Regions from separate parts of the Mus musculus genome. Here region 1 is linked to region 2. Evidence: chromatin loops called from intact Hi-C (ENCODE). Cell type or tissue: left cerebral cortex. All regions are shown on one strand. Links, peaks and the distances in the headings refer to the core of each region. The heading gives the core; the rest is flanking DNA. Region 1 overlaps Csmd2 (CUB and Sushi multiple domains 2). Region 2 overlaps Csmd2 (CUB and Sushi multiple domains 2).

What was found. A loop is a pair of places that touch in the nucleus more often than their neighbours do. Peaks named below come from ENCODE experiments on the same cell type or tissue, not always from the same donor. Only the 100,000 strongest peaks of a DNase experiment are listed, where the experiment ranks them.
Region 1: a loop joins it to region 2, with 4 times the contacts of the local background. A loop is called at or near these places in 2 of 42 quality-filtered maps.

What each region holds. Positions count from the first base shown.
Region 1 is chr4:128,393,425-128,403,076 of GRCm38, reverse strand. It overlaps Csmd2 (CUB and Sushi multiple domains 2), which reads right to left. Exons shown (of 71, transcript NM_001281955.1): 20 at 9,372-9,587; 21 at 7,987-8,175; 22 at 2,607-2,776. Among named protein-coding and RNA genes, the nearest start is that of Gm33656, 130 kb to the left of the region's middle. In left cerebral cortex, for the core only: no CTCF peak of the experiment used is centred there; DNase peaks (open chromatin) are centred at 2,851, 3,915, 5,026 and 7,113; H3K27ac peaks cover 1,197 bases.
Region 2 is chr4:128,443,615-128,453,266 of GRCm38, reverse strand. It overlaps Csmd2 (CUB and Sushi multiple domains 2), which reads right to left. Exons shown (of 71, transcript NM_001281955.1): 27 at 3,989-4,180; 28 at 718-856. Among named protein-coding and RNA genes, the nearest start is that of Gm33656, 84 kb to the left of the region's middle. In left cerebral cortex, for the core only: no CTCF peak of the experiment used is centred there; DNase peaks (open chromatin) are centred at 3,997, 7,266, 7,505, 8,325 and 3 more places; H3K27ac peaks cover 4,710 bases.

The sequences.
Region 1 (9,652 bases), core at 747-8,746, 50 kb after region 2:
GACAGATTCTCATGTCTGTTCAGGGCTGCACCTGTCAATGCTGGAGGCACAGGTAAGGAGCATACAAGCAGCGTGGAAGGTGAGACAGTTGCACCAAGGCAAGGGGAAGAGGTTGTTAAGGGCAATTCTCATGCTTTGGACTCCTTGCATAGCCATGTTGAGGTAGACCAGATGGCAGGCATGGCACTCCTGCTGACTGTGATTGCAGGGCAGCTCTGAGTCCCACTTGGGAAGCTATGACTGCCAGTTTCTTTGAGTTCTAAAACAGTTTTGTTATATATTGATGTCCTGAGTTCTTTCTAAGAGGTTAAAGAGTCCTGAGGGTTGTGGGAAGAGCTAGGACAGGAAAGGGACAAACAATGTCAACCCAGTTTCTTTGCTTTCTCGTTTCTATAAGTTTGCTCTAGAGCAGTGGTTCGCAACCATCCCAGTGCTTTGGTCCTTTAATACAGTTCCTCATGTTGTGCTGACCCCAAAGCATAAAATCATTTCTGTTGCTACTTCATAACTGTACTTTTGCCACTGCTATAAATTGTAATGTAAATTATCGGATATGCAGGATATCTGATATGTGACCTCCCCAGGTAGAGAGCCACTGCTCTAGAGGGTTCAATAATTTCAGGGAAGTGTGTGTGTGTGTGTGTGTGTGTGTGTGTGTGTGTAGTTGTGTATTGAGAGCCACCAACATGTCTCAATGTCCACCAGGTTATTTTATATGTGCTTCAGTTATTTTATGAGGAGTGAGGTAAGCATGAGAAACACTCCCACCTACACAGTGAGTGAGCAAGTACATGTGTATGTGAGAGGGAGAGGGAGAGGGAGAGGGAGAGAGAGAGGGAGAGGGAGAGGGGGGAGGGAGAGAGAGAGACACAGAGAGAGACAGAGAGAGAGAGAGAGAGAGAACAGACTCCAGGGATGGGTCAGTGTACCAACTGTCCATAAACATGACAGTCATTTAATGGCTCCTCTTTCTACTTCCCAGAGTAATGGCCTTTGGCTGTTCTGAATGTTCCTCATGTCGGTATTTCTCTGGCTGCTGAGAATGAAATCGTATTAGGATAAGCTAGTAAAGTTCCTTGGCTTAGGATGAAACTGACTAAATCTGGGCAATGCTTTCCATATAATCCATTTTATTACTGCAGGTCTTTAGTACATTCTCCAAGTTCAACTGTTTATTACCCACACACGAATTCCCTACACATTATCAGCGGCTGCCACTTAAGCACACACAAAGAAATCCAAGACAGATGTCTCTCAGGCTCTTAATAACTCCCTCTATCATCTGAGCCTTGCCATTTCTTTCCCTAATGAGCTTGCTTCCTTCAGCCCATTGACACACAGAGGCCATTGTTACAGTGATGCTACTGCATGCTCAAAGCATATGTAAGCACATGTGCACAAAGCATGCTGATGTGCGGTGCAGATGCAAGTGAAATAGATGTACCAGGCCAGACACACATTCACAGACATGTGGAAATGAACATAAGAATGTACATACCCAAACATGTATACACATGTACCATATACACATTTACATACATTTACACACATTTATATACTACATATCCCAAACATGTACACACATAATAGACATACATGTGCTCACACATACACTATCCACAAAATATGTACAGAGGCACATAATGTCTATACAAACAGTACATAGACAATACACCTAACATGTACATATGTGTACTTACATATACTCTACACAATATATACATACATGTATTCATATACTGTATACAACATATATACATGTGTTCTCATAATATACTACATATGTAATATATATGTATGTACATGTATGTATACATACCATAGACATGCACACATGTTCTGTGAGCTCTTAATTGTTCTGATTTAAGGTCATAGTTTCCAAAAAACTGATCCATTGACTGGTTCAACTGACTTCATCACCTTTTAAAAAAAGTGTGTGTGTGTATGTATGTACACACACATGTAATATATATATATATATATATATATATATATATTATATGTATTACATGTGTAAATATATATAATTTATATATATATGTATAATATATATTACATGTGTAAATACATGTTTTGTGTGTCTGTGCATGTGGGTATGTGCTCGTGTATTGAGTGTGTGTGGTGGCGTCAGTGGCAGATGCCTTCCACTGTAACTTTTCTACTTATTGTTTAGAAGCAGGGTCTCTCACTGAACCTGAAACTTACTGAATGGCTAGGCTGGCCAGCCAGAATACTGCTGTGCTCCACACTGATGGGCTTTCACACTGTGTGGACACAAACTCCTTATGCTTCCTCAGCAGGCACTTTACTGACTGAGCCATCTCCCCATCATTTGATCAGTCCACTCATACATCTGTGAGGGCAGACAGTTCCTAAGAAGTGTTAACCCACACCTCGTACCTTTTTTGGTCTTCTTGTCCTCCCAGGTGAGAATGCCCACCAGGACTCAGGGGGAAGTGTTGGTCTTCTTGTCCTCCCAGGTGAGAATGCCCACCAGGACTCAGGGGGAAGTGGGGACTTTGGGCCATGCACACAGGGACGGATGGGGAAGAAATCACCCTTTGCACATGGTTACCTACACACCGTAGGAAATCAATTGCCATTACCTTGAGGAGGTCTCCTTCAGCGAGCTCAAATGCCTTGGCTTTAAGCTGAATCCCCTTCCCCGGCTGGGTCTGGATGGAGTAGATACACTCGTGGTTGTTATTGTAGTTCACAGGAAAGTTGGGGGACAGCAAAGTGCCCTGAGTGCCTGTGACTGAGTTCCCACACTCCGCTGGAACGACAATTAGAATATCCACAGATTAACCCACTCACACAGAAAGCTCTGCATAATAACTTCACGGGTATGCTGAGGCTGTCTGCTTGCCCACACTCTCTAGGACAGCCTACCAAATTTTTACCAGCTCTAGCCTGCCTACAGTTCTGCCTGCTTTCTTCATCTTTCTTTCTTTGCTTGTCCCTTTTCTGTGGAAATAGAAAACATATCACTGGATGCCCTCTTCTTTCACTGCGTTAGTTTATAAAGCACTGGTCCCTTACATCTGTTGGTATCATAGCAACAGAAGGATGTTAGAGAAGGAGACAGCCAAACCTAGAAAGAGGAGAACTTTAAGTATTCAAAGACAGGGACTAGGAAGTAATGAGACTGAATAATAATCACTAGCCCTTACAGGCAAAACACCACAACCACTTTACCAGGGTCTCAGGCAAGAGCCATGAATGCCAGACTATTGAGGCAAGTATAAGCCTTCTTTCCTAGTTTACATAAGTGTCGATACATTAAGAGGAAGGGCTGGGAATGCTACCACCTTGGGCCTGTGTTAGGGGCCTGAGGCTCTGAGAAAGTTTTTGCACAGGCCTATCAAACCTCTGCATCTTGCACCAATCAAGAAAACCATCTTGCCTCTGGAAACCGTGTTTCCTCTCCTGCAGAAACAGTCTTTTCCACTCTTCTCAGGCCTGTGTTTATAGAAGGCATCACACATTCTCCTTACGTTGTTAGTATTTCCACCCCCTTCCCTGTCTTATAATTCCTTGGGGAACTGTCACACTTCCATCTCTTCTACAAGTGGGTAGTGCCTGGCTAACTCAGGCTTGGTGGCAGGGCATAGCTGGGGGGGACCTCTCTAAAATTACTAATTGTGAGGCTCTCTCTGTAACTCCCTGTGTTAAGGAACCTGCCACATTATTCCCTGCTTGCCTGTCATTTGTATTCATCTCCTAGCCAAATTCTGAGCTACATGAGGCCCAGGACCACGCTTGAAGAAGCTGTACATTTCCAAGGCTCACATCTGTAAGATAAATATTTGTTGAGTAAACGGATGAATGGAGGAATGTGGCCATACTCCGATCTCAGAAGAGGCATGGGGCTAAAAATAGTCAGGTTCCAGAAGGATGGAAACGGGAGTCCAGATGGCAGGCTCATTGCTTGTCTGGACAGATGGGCGGTTTGGAGCATGTCTCTGCGGTGGTTGGTGGCACAGCCACTTTCCCCTGCCGCTTCTCTGTGTCCTTACTCTTGGCTGGAAGGACCTTCAGGTCCACTAAGAGGCCACTAGCCAGCTCTAGTTCCCCTAAGCCAGGAGTGTGCTAGATGACACCCACAGGGCACATAGAGACCTTCAGAACAGAGTCTCTATGGTCTTTGTCATATGCTTGTCCCCAAAACTACTCTTAGTTCTTTGAAGGTAGACATAGTCACCACTAAGCACCACTAAGTTTCTAATTGTCAGCGGGCCCTGTTCCCTGGCCCCTATTCTATTCTCTGCTTTAGTTTCCCAAGACTTTGGATAGGACCTTGTTTATCTCAATGGAGACAGGGTCCCTTGAGTACTTGACACAGCCAGTGAGCACAATGAACAATATCAGATAAATGTGCCAAACTGGGATGTAAAACTGGGATGTAAAACTGAAGGGGAAAGGTGGGTGGACACAGTGGGATCACAGCTGCTGACAGTCTCCAAAAGCATGTTCCTAAAGGGCATAATTCCTGGGTGCCCTCGGATGAGGCTTGGGCAGCTGCTGAAGGCTGTGCACAGTTTAACACAATGGAGGCAGAGAAGTTATAGCAGCTCCCTGGGCGCTCTTTATCCGGACCGTATCCTCTGAGACTGGAGAGTGAACATGTAAGGTTTGATGTATGAAACGGGGAAAGCACAGAGGGAGTGGCCCACATGGTGGACATTCACTCAGTGTAGCTCTTCCTCTTTGATTGCAGCTTATCCGCCTCCACTGGGTATCCTATCTGCTCTGGGGCTATCAGGGTTCTTATGGGAAAGTTCTAGCTATCAGGCTCACGATGCCCCAACTGCTTCTCAAGCCCCTTGCTCCTTGCCCAGCTCATGACAGCCGCCTTCCTCAAACATGGTCTCTGGCAGAACTTTAGACTGTCTTCCCAGCGCCAGCTTCCTGCATTCCAGCTTTTTGTCCAATCTCTGGCCTAGCAAGACTTCCCTGTCTTTCCCATTCACCCAGAACACCCAGGACTGCTGTGTCTCCGAGGCGGCCAGTCCCTGCCCAATGGCAAGGTCCTGACTCCCTGCCAGAGCCTTGGTTCTAGGTACAAGACAAGGGACAAGAGGAGGAAGGGATGTGACACTTGCTTCTGGGAGAGTTTCCAAAGAGGCAGGGGAGATGAGCAGACGCCACAGGAAGCCAAACATGGGTGTAAATGGAAACAAACCAGCGCTGCAGAGAAGCAAACAGGCACATGCCCAAGAAAGAACCTCTGCTGATTCGGACATCTGTGACTTCTGCCGCTCCTATCAGACGAGGTCTCAGGAAGGGCAGGGGCTGTATTTTATCCATCAGTCTGAGGCTCCTGAGGGGGAGGGTTAGGTCTTCTCCGTCACTTTGGGGCTTCCAAGGACAGGACCGCATCTCTTATTGCAGACTGGGGTTCCCTCCCAGGGTCAAGGCTGTCTCTTCCACATCAAATGCAGGCGCCCCTGAGGTCAGAGGCTGGATCACCCTGTCACACCATGTTTTAGAGCTCGGGGCTGTTTGTACACTCCGTGGCTGGGAATGCTCCTGGTGGCATAGAGTGGGCTAAATCATCTAAGTGACGTCTTACGGTGAAGGTGGCAAGCAGAAGCACCCCCATGGGTGGGCAGGCCTGCCATGACTCTGGCAGTAGTCTCTGCTGCAGGGCTGGTTGTAATTAGAGGTGATTATAACCGCTGCGTGTTATTAATACCATGTGAAACAGAAGACAAATGCAATAATGAAAATATTGTGCGGTGTCGTGAACAAACAGTAATTGGAATAATGAGTTAAAGGATGAGTTGGTATAATGAGACTGGAGAGGCAGGAGCTTTAGCGGGGTGAGCATCTGGGGGGCCTGGGAAGCCCCACTGGAGACGAACTCTCTCCAAGGCCCTCATGGAGGGGCTTTTCCAGATGCAAGGGCAGCTGCTGGTGGTCAGGTCTGAACGGGACCTCCCCCAGGGCGAATTCTGTTGCAGCTTTGTTGTCTGATTGCTCTCCCTTCTGAATTTGTAAAATATTATTGACAAACTAATGATAAGTCGTTAATCCATAAATAAAATGATAAAGATGTTATTGGCAGAGTGACAATTACATGGCTCCCTGTGGCTTTATGGGGACGATGTCACCTCATCCAGAATGCATCAGATGTGGTTAGCTCCATTTTATCAATGAGGAAGCCAGGCAGAAGGGTCTGGTGGTACTAATGGTTTAGTGATTGGCAGAGCAGAGACCCATGATTTGTGTGCCTGCTCAGTAGGGCCTGGCCCAGCTCCCAGCCTGAGCAGTTGTCCTCTGCGGAGCTCCGGGCTCCATGGCTTTGTCCAGGGCAGGGCTGACCTCACAGGTGTGAGGGCTACCTCTTTACCTTTCCTCCTTTCCTGTTGTGTTTGTGCACTTGCGCATGTATATGTGTAGGAGTCAGAGGTCAGTGTCAGTTCTATTGTCCACTTTGGGTTGTTTTTGAGACGGGGTCCAGTAAACCTTGAGCTTGACAAGGTGCTCAGCTGGGTGGCCAGCCAGCCCCCAGGGATCCACTTGATTCTGCCTGCTCAGCACTGGGATTACAAGTGTGTGCTACCATGCTTGGCTTTCTTATGTGGGTGCTGGGGATGGAACCCTGGTCTTCATGCTTGCAAGACATTTGACTGGCTGAGTTATCGCTCCAGCTCTCTCCTTTCTTCTACTTGCCTCTCCCCTCCCTGTCTTCTTTCTCCCTCTATTTTATTCTCCACTCTCTGTCTCTGTCTCTCTCTTCCTTTCCACTTCATGACTGAACTAGAGAACCTGCATGCAATCTCTCTACCGCTGAGCCTTAACCTTAGCACCTCATGAGTGTTGGTGATGCTGGGTTCTGTTTTAATGGACGCATGATGCTCTGATCTGTTCCTTATGTTTTCTAAGAGCTCCATGGCTACCTGAGAGCATAGTGAGTTCTTCACTGATTCATCTGTGTTCTATTGGGTTCAGCACTGAGGCCACTGAGCAAATAGACCTCCATCCATAGTAACAATTGTCCCCACCTCCTACGGTGTCACCCTACTTTCTGTTCCCTTTGGGCCCAGAGCACCGATCAACCTTCTTTTGGACTCTAGCAGCAATGTAGGCCAGTCCAGTGCCAATGCCCCGCCCACTCCCTGTCTTCCTCCATCTCCAGTTCCTCTGCCACCTGCGCCCAGCTGCCAGTCCAGCTGCCTTCTCAGCTGTTCCTCAAAAACCAAGCAGCCTTGTGGCTCAGGTCTGCTCCATGCTACCTCCTCATGTCCAGCTCCTCTGCATCTCTGCTAAAACACCCTTCACTAGAGGGGTCCTTCCTGCCCACGATCACAAAGCAGCAGCCTTCCTCCGTCACTTTCTCTGCTTACACAGTATATACACACCTGTGTGTTCTTGGTGGATTCCCCACTGAGTGGGGTGAGGGATGGGGAGTCTCTCTCTGTGGTGAGGACTTTTTTCATCTCCAGGAGCTAGAAGCTCGACTGGGGTATACTAGGTGCATCATAATTGATCACAGCTCCTGCCCTTCCCCCTCCCTGGGTGAAGAGTCTTTCTAGGGATTTTCCAAGAGCAGATAGCTCTACACAGCTCGATTGAGAGTCCTTTTGAGTAAAGGATATATATATATATATATATATATATATATATATATATATATTCTCCTCCACTAGCCACCCCCCCCACACACACACATATTGCTTTGCAAGAGGCATCTGAAAGCTAGAGCCTGTGCTAATGGCTGGAGGTGGACATACTGAGGTCAACTGCACCCAGAGCCTATCAAAACTTCTTGGCAAAGGCCAGGTCAGGCCATAGAGCAGATTCCTTTGCATCTTACAGAGGTAGTTAGACTACGCATCCAAGGTCCCCCTGCAGGTAAGTGTGACTGTATGGATCCTCAACCCAGGCCCATGAGCCTCCCGGTCGGGTGCAGCCCTCCGCCTCGCTCTAAGTTTGGCCCGCCCAATAAGGGAAGCAGAAGGAAAGCACGTGACCACCTACCAACACACCTTGGCAGAGGCGAGCTCCACAGGCGCCGTCTGCCCCCCAGGCACGTGATGCGGGCCGTGCCCTCCAGACGGTACCCGGGGAAGCAGGAAAAGGTCAGGGTGTCGCCCACACCAAACTGCAAGCCCTTTCGGATGCTGTAGGCTGGAACCTCGGGCTCTTCGCAGGGCTCCAGGTCATACTCTGCAGAGGAAGACAGTGGGAGTGTTAGTCTTGGAGACAGTTGAGGACAGCCCCAGCACCAGGGAAAAGGACCAGAGGAAAAAAATCCGAGACTACAGCGTGCTAGCTCCCAACAAGTGTGGGGAAAAGGAGAGCCATCCTGAGGGCTCAGGCTGAGAGAAATGTTGGGAGGCTCAGAATCTGGGAGAAGTGCTCCACAGAGGACTTTTGAGAGTCCTCCCTCTGCCCCTACTTTGGGGTTCCACTTGAACCTGAAACCTGGGCCTGGCAGGTGCTCTGGAATTTCCCCAGGCACCAACCAGCTTCACACAACCAGCCATTTTCAGGGAGTCAGGATCTGTGATCCTGCTTTGAGCAACTTGCACTAGGATCCTGACTCCAAACGCTTCTCTTGAAGTTTTCTCTGAACAAGGCTGGCTTTGTGGCCAATGATAAGCCCAGTGGGAGGGTAGGTGGCAATGATGGGCCAAGGGCATACGTGATGTCTTTAGTGAGGATGTGACTGTCTCTCGATGCTCCGTGCTCTGTATAGTAGGGAGGAGGGTCCTACTGGCCAGGCCAGCTCAGGCTGGTGGCCTGGGGACTTCAGAGGGCAGCAGGAGGCTAAGCTGGGCTAAGGAGGAGTCCATCAGTCCTTCTGTCTTGCTGATGCGGGAGACCTTGGGTACCTCAGGATGAGGGTGGAGGGGACAGCTGGTAACAGGAGTAAAGGTTTCAAATGCCAAGAAAGAGCCTTCTTTTCAGGATTCCCAAATCCAGAGCTAAAAATACATCACTCTGAGATTAGCGTAGATGCAGATGCTGAATGGGACTGAAACACAGATACAGTGACTCTCATCTCTTTCTATAATTGTTGGGGCTGTGAAACAGGAGTGAGTCATGGGAAATTCGTCAAGCAGGGACTCTTGAAGAAGGAAGGGACTCTTGTGAATTCCTCTAGTTCAGCCATGTGTGTGTGTGTGTGTATGGGGGGGGGGCATGTTCAAAGTGTATCCTGAGTCAGAGAATGAGCCTCCTGACACACGTCAAGACTGTTCCCGTGAAGTCCATCCTTGTGTCTAAGCTAAGTATCTTCACCTGCAGCATTGAGGTCATTGAAGAGCTGAGAGAGAGAGAGAGAGAGAGAGAGAGAGAGAGAGAGAGAGAGAGAAATGGCTCCCTGGTCTCTTCTCCCCAGGGACAGTCACACACATTACCTGAGAAGGTGATGTTGAATCCCTCATAGGACATGGAGAAATCAGAGATGAAGCGGACTTGAGCGGTGAAGTTGCCATAGAGCCCGGCACTGATGGGGGCTGGCAGCCTCGAGCCGGTCAGTTGCCTCAGGGGCTGGGAGAAGCTGCCGTTCTCAGTGATGAGGAGGTAGTCATGGCCGCTCTCCAGGTGGAAGGTATGGAAAGTAAAGAACACGCCTGCAGAGGGGAGAGAGAGCAGAGGCGCAGGCTGGGGTGGGCAGGGGGCTGGAGTCAAGCTCCTT
Region 2 (9,652 bases), core at 673-8,672:
TTTGTGTGTTGAGAGAGAATTTCATCACTAGCCTGGAGCTTGCCAAGTAGGCTAGGCTGGGAGCCTCAGGGAGCTAGCTGCCTATCTCTGCCTCCCCAGTGCTGGGATTACAACCATGTGTCACCGTGCCTGACCTTTTAAGTTGAGAGACTTAGACTTGTGTGGCAAACACTGACTGAGTCACCTCCCCAGCCCATGCTGGAGTCTTTTATCAGAAAAGTTCCTAATGGGTCTGTTGGGGTAGTAGCCAGGCTTAAGTAGTCCGGAAGGCCACTGGAGGGAGGAAGCAGGGAAGGGATAGGGCAGATCTATGGAGAACTGCCTGGGAATGGAATGAAGGTGTGAGTGCACGGGTTAGGTGGAAAGGTCACGGAGACCTGCAAAGCTTCAGGATGGAGGGAGGCACTGGGGAAAGGGCCAGCCAATGTGTTAGGACATGGAGACCCAGGTTAGGGCTCCTTTGTGTTTAGCAGCCGCAAAAGTGTAAGAGAAAGAGTGTTAGCTGCTTTGGAAACTATTGCAAGAATCCTGCAGACACAGGTCCCGGGGCAGAGAAGACATTCAGTGGATGCTGGAGCCCCACCCCTCATCTCTGACTCTCTTACCCTTGGACCTGAGAACTCTGCCACACACCTGTGAGGACTAGCCTGGCCACCCAGGTCCTCAATCCCGGAGGTCTCAAACCCCTTGGTGTCCCAGCCCGGGAAAGGTACATACGTGTTAAATACCAGGGCGATGACGTAGTCTGGAGAGACGGTCACTTTCCAGTCACACTCCTTGCCTGGTGGGTAGGGTTCTGGGTAGTTTGGTGACAGAATGACTCCTGATGGCCCGGTTAGGTCTCCCCCACAAGGAGCTGAGGAGAGAAGGCGAGGAAAAGTCTGTCCCCTTTACTTGGTCACTTAAAAATAGGCCATTTTATACGATGTGCATTTCACCTCAGGGGGAAAAAATAAAACAAAACACAAATAAAAAGCCCATTGTTGTTGCTGATGTTGAGACAGGGTCTTGTGTAGCCAAGGTTGGTCTCTAATTTGCCATGTGTAGTGAAGGATGAGTTTGAATTCCTAATCTCTGCCTCTGCCTCCCGAGTGTTGGAATCACAGGTGGTTTGCCACCATGCCTCATCTGGCATGATGCTGAAGATGGTACCTAGGGTTTTGTGTATGCTAGGTAAGCACTCTTATCAACTGAGCTGAATCTTCAGCTCTCAATAAATTATCTTAAGAAAAAAACCAAAAAAACAAAAACCAGGTTCTTCCTGGCTGTGACCTTAGGGAAATTACTTAACCTGCATATTTTTCTCTTGTGTTAAAAGGAGGTGATGTCTCCCTTAGGGGGTGTCTGTGATGCTTAGTGGAGAGGTCTCATGGTCAAAATGGTGTCACCGTCGTCTTTCAGGAATATGAAGTATGTGCCATCTTCTCACTGTCTTATGAATTCAGGAAAGCCTCGTGGGTGTTTACTGCATCTTCCTTGTGCAGGATATCACAGCGAGTGGAAAACACCATCATCTTTGCCTGCCAAGCACTATTGGTCTCCTTGGCTGCCAGCTCTGCTGGCATCTGTTTGGATCCCAGATGCCTTCCAGCTTTACTCCTTGCCTAAGGATGAGCATGCCCCTCATCAGGACCAATGTGCTGCGATTCCTCCTGAGGGTCCACAGTGGCCACCCTCTCCTGTGCTGGTGGACTTCTCAACAGATGGGGAGGATAGGGTACCCAGGGATCCAGCAAGCTGTTTTTCCCAAGGACCTCCTTCAGCCTCTAACATCCCAGGCAGCTCACTGCATCCGGGATGGGGACAGGGATGGGGGTGGGGGCTCAGGATTTCACACCTCAGCTTTGACATGACTTTTGCCCAGATGACCCCTAACACCCCTTGTGGAGAAGCCAGACTCAAACCCAGGAACCAGAGTTCTAAGCTCATGTGCTGACTTCACCGGGAATGGGGCTAGAGCTAGCCTGGCATCCATCACAGACAACGTTTGACAAATATTTGCTTCCTCTCTTTGTTTCTCTCCTGTAAGGCAGGGCCATCAGGGCCAGCTAGCTCTGTTCATGGCAGACTGCCAAGGAGCTGGAAACGAGGGGCTCATCGCTGGGATTTCCAATCTGTTTGTGAGAGGAGGCGCCCTCCCCGAGGCCATGTGCAGAAGTGTGTGCCATGAAAGCTGAATTAACCTCACTGGCCTGCTCAATGCCCAGCTGCAGCCTGTCAGCCCGGCCCAGCCCAGCTCTTCCTTCGCAGGGTGCTGGTGCAAGGACTTACTTTTTCTGGAAAGTATATTAAGAGGGTCACAGCCTTGTGGGACAGGGGACACTGAGAGGGGACACAGAGGCCTCTGGGTGCTTCTCAACAGAACCACTCCCCATCCCGCATCCCCACCACTGGAGTCCGGTTCACTGCGAGGAAGGGAGCACAAGGATTTGAAATAGGAACAAAGAAGGGCATTGGGGGCAGAAAGGAAGGGGGACAAGCATCTGAGGAGATGAGGCCTAGGTATCTTGTCTCTCTACTATGCCACCAGGGAAATGTGCATTTTTCCCCTCACAGGCGAGGATCCCAGGCTAAGACTTGAACAATTTCCACAGTGAATGACAGATCCTCAGCCCATGTTTGGGTCTGATTGTCTGCACACCCCACTTCTCCACAACACTGAGTTGGCTCCAGGGTCTCTTTGGTTCGTGAGCTAACCCCATTTCCACCAAGGAACTGGATCCAATGTCTTGCTTTCAGAACCACATCCTAGAGTTGGGGCAAGTCAAGGTCAGACGTCAGATATCAGGGTGGCCCTTACCGTGGAACCTTCCAGGGTGAACACAGCTGGGAGAGGTCTCAGGAAGTCCCCTAAGTCTGTCTCTAGCAGGGAGGACGCATTGGTGGTGGGAAAGCAGGGGTTTTGTGCTCAGCCTGGCGTGGGCGGGAATCTTGGCTCTTGTGTTTCTTAGCTTTGCAATTTGGGACAAGATATCCAAATTTTTCTATTTTGGTTTCTGTAGCTATAATGAGGGAATGGTACTAAATTCAGGGAGCTGCAGGGAAAAGCTAAATGGGGTTATCTAAGCAAACTTCTAGTGTGAGCCCAGCACACATTCGGACTCAGTGGCCATCGTCATCGTTCCTCTCCCCCCCGCCCCCCTTTTGAGACAGGGTCTCTTTGTATACATAGTCCTGGCCATCTTGCAGACCAGGCTGGCCACAAACTTAAGAGATTTGCCTGCTTCTGCCTCCTGCATACTGGGATTAAAAGTGGGCACCACTGCTGCCTGGCTGGTCTCTCTACTCTTCTGTGTCCACCAGCCATGGGCACAGGAATCAACTGAGTTCATCATTTCACTCGGGGAACAGAAGAACTGAACACATGGGCATGTGAACACCTGGGGCATGTGAACACCTGGGGCATGTGGGCACCTGGGGCATGTGGGCACCTGGGGCATGTGGGCTCCTGGGGCATGTGGGCACCTGGGGCATGTGAGTATTATTATTACTACTGTTATTATTAAGAGCCTTGATCTGTTGAATGGGGAGATTTTAAGACAAAGGGTAGATCGCAGGAACCCTAATCCAGGCAGTCAGCAATTCCCTGGGAGAGGGAGAAAAGTGTCTTTCCTTTGCCCCTGGAATCTGCTGATCTTCTGACCTGGAATTCAACTTAGACAATAGGCTGGAGACAAGAGGACAGATCTGCCTGGCTCAGAACTCTCTGAGATAATTTTTTAAAAGTTCATGGGATGTGCGTGTGTGTGTGTGTATTTGTGTGTGTGCGTGTGTACCTGTGTGTACCTGTGTCTGTCTGTGTGTCTGTGACTGTGTGTGCATGTTTGCATGAGTGTGTATAGGAAAACTGGGTTTTCTGCATCATTTTGCTGAACCATTCTCCTGGCCCCAGGCTCAAAAGGCAGCTAGCTGCCTACTGTGTAGAGGAGCCTGGTGCCCACAACCCCAAGACTGGAGAGAGGAGCAGATGCCTGAAGCTGCTCTGTACCGATGCACGTGGGCGGGCTGGGCTGCCAGAAGAATCGGTTCTGGATCTTCACGCAGCTGATCTCTGCGCTCCCCTGCAGAGCATAGCCTGGGTCACACTGGAACACTGTGCTATCACCGGCTTCCCAGCTGTCACCACTCCGACTCCCATTCTGCGGGACTCCCGGGTCATTGCAGGAGGTTGCGGTGGACACTGAGGCAAGAGAACAGAAGAGGGAGGTGACAGTGTCTGCCTGTCAGCCAGGCTCACAGCTCATCAGCTCTGCTGATCATCATGCCCTTGACAGTGACCACTAATAGAGCTATGTCATTGTATCCACCAGCCTGACCCATTTACATCACTGTCACCACTGGACCAATACCTCACTGTGACCACTGGGCAGCTAACACAGTGGTTCTCAACATGTGGGTCACGACCCCTCTGGGGCTGCATAGCAGATATTTACATCATGGTTCATAGTAGTAGCAAAGTTACAGTTATGAAGTAGCAACAAAATCATTTTATGGTTGGGGTCACCACAAGAGGAGCTGCATTAAAGGGTCGCAGCATTAGGAAGGCTGAGAACCACTGATTTAGTAGCAGCAGATGCATTTTGGAAGTTTGGTTGCATTGCTATGAGTGCAGAAATGAATCACGTTTACAAATACTAACGTTGTTCCCCAGACAAAGCTTTGCTATCTCATGCCATGATCAGTTTGAATGAGGGGAATACAGTTTGAACTCCACAGATCTAAGCAAAAGAGTTTGGGAAGGATTTGGGGTTGGCCTGCTAGGGTTGCCCATGAGGGTCCCAGGGAGTCTGCTGAGGTCAGGTCTCTCCCTATGTCAAAGGAGCCACGGACCCTTTAGACCTGCACCATGTTTAGGGAAAAAAATCAGATACTTGTAGCCAGTGGCAGAACTGAGCTCAAAATCAACCTGAGCGGCTGGTCTGTATTAAAATCTCAGAACAGGGGCTGGGCAGACGACTTGGGTGCAAGAGCACAAGGAGCAGAGAACCCTTGGGAAAGCCATGGCAGCTGGCCTAGAGCCCCAGCACTTGGGAAGTGGGCTCAGGGGATCTCTGAGACAAGCTGCCTAGTTATGATGACTGAATTGGGATGCGTTGGGTGCAGGGACGATTCTCAGCAAGAAAAATGTAGCATGAACCAGGAAGACACCCAGCATCAAACCCTGGCCTCCAAACCAAGCCAGATATGCACAGACATCCATACGTGAGAACACGCATTTATGCATGCATGCCATATAAATAACATATACATACGTGTGAAAAAGTGGGGGTGGGGCTCAGCAATGGAGGAGAGGTTTGTGAAATGGTGCTTAACTAAGTCTAATAGGGAGTGGGTTTATAGAGTAAGCGGGGAATAGAAGGGGGGAAGGAAGGAATAAACGATAATAGGAGTGAGTGAGTGAGGGAGGGAGGCAGGGACGGAGGGATGGAGGGGAGGGAGAGGGAGGGAGGAAGGGAAGGAGGGAGGGAGCATGACCCAAAGAAATTCAGCTTACGTGGTGGCATAACATCACTGTCAGTGAGTCATGGGACAAGGAGGATGGTGCTGTTGCTACAGCTGGTGACAGAGGCAGGGAGGTGACAGTGGCCACTGACAAGGGCAGAGGAAGGACTGAGGCAACCATCATGCCCTAGCTGTCACCCCAACCCTGAGCAGATGGCAGAACCTGTCCCTGTAGCATTTGCTCTGCAGAACCCAGAGGCAGGGATTTTCTGGAGATCCTGTGATTTACCTACAGCTCCCTAGCCCACAATCGGGAGACTTTTACTTTATAGTCCAACCGAAGGATCTGCTATGGCCCAGTGTATACAATTCACATTGGCTTTTACACAAAGGCATGGGGCCTCCAATAGATTCTGGTCGGTCTGTCGATGGCTTCCAACGTCTGGGGGAGATGCACCCATTCTGCTTTGCCACCAGAAGCACTTCAGTGGCCATGGCCAAGGAGTGGCAGCCCCAGGAGCCTGTTGCCATCATCACTCAGTACAAGATCTGGGATTGCGTGGCATGCTACCTTTGATTCCACAACCCCAAAGGCAGTAGCTGACTAACTATAGCCCACAGGTAAATCTGCCTCTGCGCTTATTTCCACAAATAAAGTTTTATTGAGACACAAGCAATGGCCATTTGTTTACATGGCACCCCGCTTTCATGCTTTGAAGGAAGAAAGTGAGTTGTACCACGCCACATGGACCACAAAGGCTGAAGGACTGGAGTCTTTGACAGAACACTCTGTCAAAGCTCGCTCTGTGGTGTCTTATCTCCTTATCTTCCTTTCTCTTTCCTTCTTATGTCTCCCTCCCTTTGTTGCTCCTTCTGTCTTTCTACTTTTCTGCCCCCCTCTTTCCCTTTTGAGAAAACGATCTGAGAGTTGAACCTCGTGCTTCTTCGAGCTAGGCAAATACTTCACCATGGCTTTGTTTTGAACATTTTACATTTTTAGACAGGATCTTACTAAGTTGTGCAGGCAATCCTTGACCTTGACCTCCCAAGGCCTCAGCCTCCTTGGGTTACCCAGGGCCACAGCCTTATGCCTCCATGCCTGGCTGCCATCCTATCTCAAGCTCCCCCCTTTTGAGGATGCTAAAACTATCCCTTATTTTTATTCACTTTAAAACGATGCTCTATCACTATGTTCCGGCCACAGTTCTATACACCTCCCCACATGGTCTGCTCATGCCCCTCCCCCTTCCCCATCACAGGACTTTGCACACCTTCTGTTTGTCTGGAATGAACCCGAAGCAAGTCTCCTATGCCAGCTCCACCTTGATGTTCAGTTTTTAGCTCCAGACCACTTTTTAGACAGGTCTCCTTTATCCCCTTTCTGGTCTCAGCCTTAACCTTCCCTGCTGCCACTGCCGTTTTCATCAGAGTATCCTGTTCTGTTCTTGTCCCAGGACAATCTGTAACAATCTTCCTAATTTATTTGTTTGCCCCTTCCTTGTCAATATCATCCCCCGGCATCTCTCAACTGACAGAGACCATTCTGCTCATCACTCCATCCCCAGAGTCCTCGGGACTCAGCCTGCCACAGTGCTTAGTAAATATTTGCTGGATAAATGAATGAATGAATGAACAGATCATCATCGTTTGACACTCGCTGGACTTATTTAGAAAGTCAAATAAGAATTATCTTCTGCCTTCCCAATTAAAAACAGACTTAGCTTTCATCCCCAGTGTCACGGGGTGTTGTACATATGTAAATGATTCCCTGGGAGAAAAACAGCTTGCAGTTCTGGCCACACTCAGAAAGGTTATTTATATGCTAGGCAACAGAAATGCAGTGATTAAGCACCAGGTTTGGGAATCCTGGACGCACGGGTTTCGATCTAGACTCTGCTGCCTATTAACTCTGTGACCTTGTGTAAGAATCCACACAGCCTGTACCTGCAGCGTGGATTAATAATAGTGTCTGTGGCAACACGTTTCTGTCAAAACTCTTAAGAGATGATCTAGTGGGGAGCTTAGCTGCCGCCTGCTCTGTAGATGGCTGAGATCACGATGCCCGCTCAACTCTTGTGGGTCTCAGGTTCTCTCTTGAGTGCTCCTGGATTTGAGCAGCTTGCTAAAGCCTCCAGGGAAAGGCTAGATCCTCCGGGTACTGACAGGATGTTAGCTATTGCACAGTCATGTTTACTTAATAAAGCCAAGCAGCTTGTGCTAATCGTGCCTGGCATTTCTGCCCAATCCCTCATCAAACATGCACTACCAGGTTCATGTGTGGTAAGCTATTCCCTCTCCCGAGAGAGGAGTCCTGGTATTTGCTAACTGATGACAGCAACAGAAAGGGTGACCTTTCCTGAACCTCCAGTGTACTCAGAGCACAGGGGGCCAGGTTGTCATGGCCTTTCTGGAACCCCGGGCTAGGTAGTTGTGATTGCTCTGACCAGCATGAGATTGCCTAAGGAAACACTTGGTATCAGGGACACCCCACCACCCCAGCCCTTCTCATGTGATCATGACTTCATGTGTAACAACACCTGCTGCATACATGGATTCCAGGGAGCCTGAGAGGTCTGCTTAGCCTTCATACTTTAAGAGAGATGTGTGATGCCAAGGAGATGCCACTCAAGATGGGCAGGAGGTATTGGCTGGCGCTAGAGAAACAGAAGCGAGATGCTTGGGGGAGCCAGAGGCTGCAGCAACTAATTCATAACAGGGAGATTAGGAGGCAGCAGCTTTGGAGACAAACCTTGAAGGATGGTGATGACTCTGACTCCTGGGAGCTGGGCCTGGCCAATGCACGACAGAGCTGCAGGAGTGAGCCTTACTTAGGTGGTTCACACAGGAGAGTGCCTAGGGACCATCCTGTGGGGCTACCATGAGGACACAGAGGAGTTCGGATGGTGCAGATCTGTGGGATGCTTATTTGGGATCCTGTCTTAAAACATCTCTGTCAGCATGGGCACAGTCAGAGAACACGCACTGCATGTGTGCTTTAATTATTCATGTTGCTCCTTCCCCAAGAGAGTGCCTGGGAATCTTCCACACCCTCCCTCTGTATGCTGGGAATCGTCTCTTGCTTCTATTGCTCATCCCAGCAATTGCTAACATTTGCTCCATGAAATGCCAGTCTCCTGAGATGGCCTCAAAAAAAAGTCATTCCTGGTCAAATACGTTTGGAAAGTGGGACTTACCGGACACATTTTGAATTTGTGAGTGTGAGCATCTGGAATACTCTCAGACGCTGCACTACCATTACAGATAATCTGCTTAGGTTGGCCTCCACCAAGCCTCTTTCCAACAGGGCCATGCACATTTGTTTTTTTTTTTTTTAGTACCAATTAATATTCCATGGACCTTCAAGAATAGACTGGAAATGCCAGGCCAGAAGATAGCACAGAAGATGCTGTGAGGACAAGTTACTATGTCCAGGTCCCCTCGGTATCCCGGAGGGGACTTGTTCCAGGCATTCTCCCAGGCATGAATACTCAAATCCGTGATGCTTAAGTCCCTTGTGTAAAAATGGTGCACATAACCCATATGATCTCTGGTGTATGTTAAACCATCTGTAGATTACTTCTAATACTTAATATATAGTATGGAGATAGCTATTATACAATATTGATTGGGAATAGTTACAAGAAAAAAGTCTGTGTATGTCCAGTACAGATGTGATTCCACCCCTCACACACACCCAGAATTTTTGGTCCAGGATTGACTGAATCCATGAATACAGAATCCACGAATCCCCCAGCTTGAGTTGCTCAGGAAGTTGGAAGACAGAAGAGAAAGTCCGGAGATTCTGAGTTCTGGAAGATCAGCCAAGTCAGGACCTGGGCATTTGAGTATTGCCAGTTTTTGGCAGCTCTTTGTCATGCAGCTCCGTGACTGGCCACTGCCGTGCACGCTTAGATAACCTGAGATTACTAAGATCACTCTCATGCTTGGCTTCCAGTCCTTTCCAAGACCTGCACTCACAAAAGAACCAGAGGACACAACACGGACACTTCCAGAATAGAGACCTACACCACTGGGCCCTGAGTCTTCTTCAACATCCCCCCATTCACCCCAAGGGACCACATTCTATTTCAGAACCCACTCTTCTCTCTCAGTGTTCTCTGCATCCAAGATGTCCTATTTCACACCTCCTGCTCGTTAGGGTCCACAGAGCCTCTGAAGTCCAGCCTGCTAGTATCTTTCCATGGCTTTG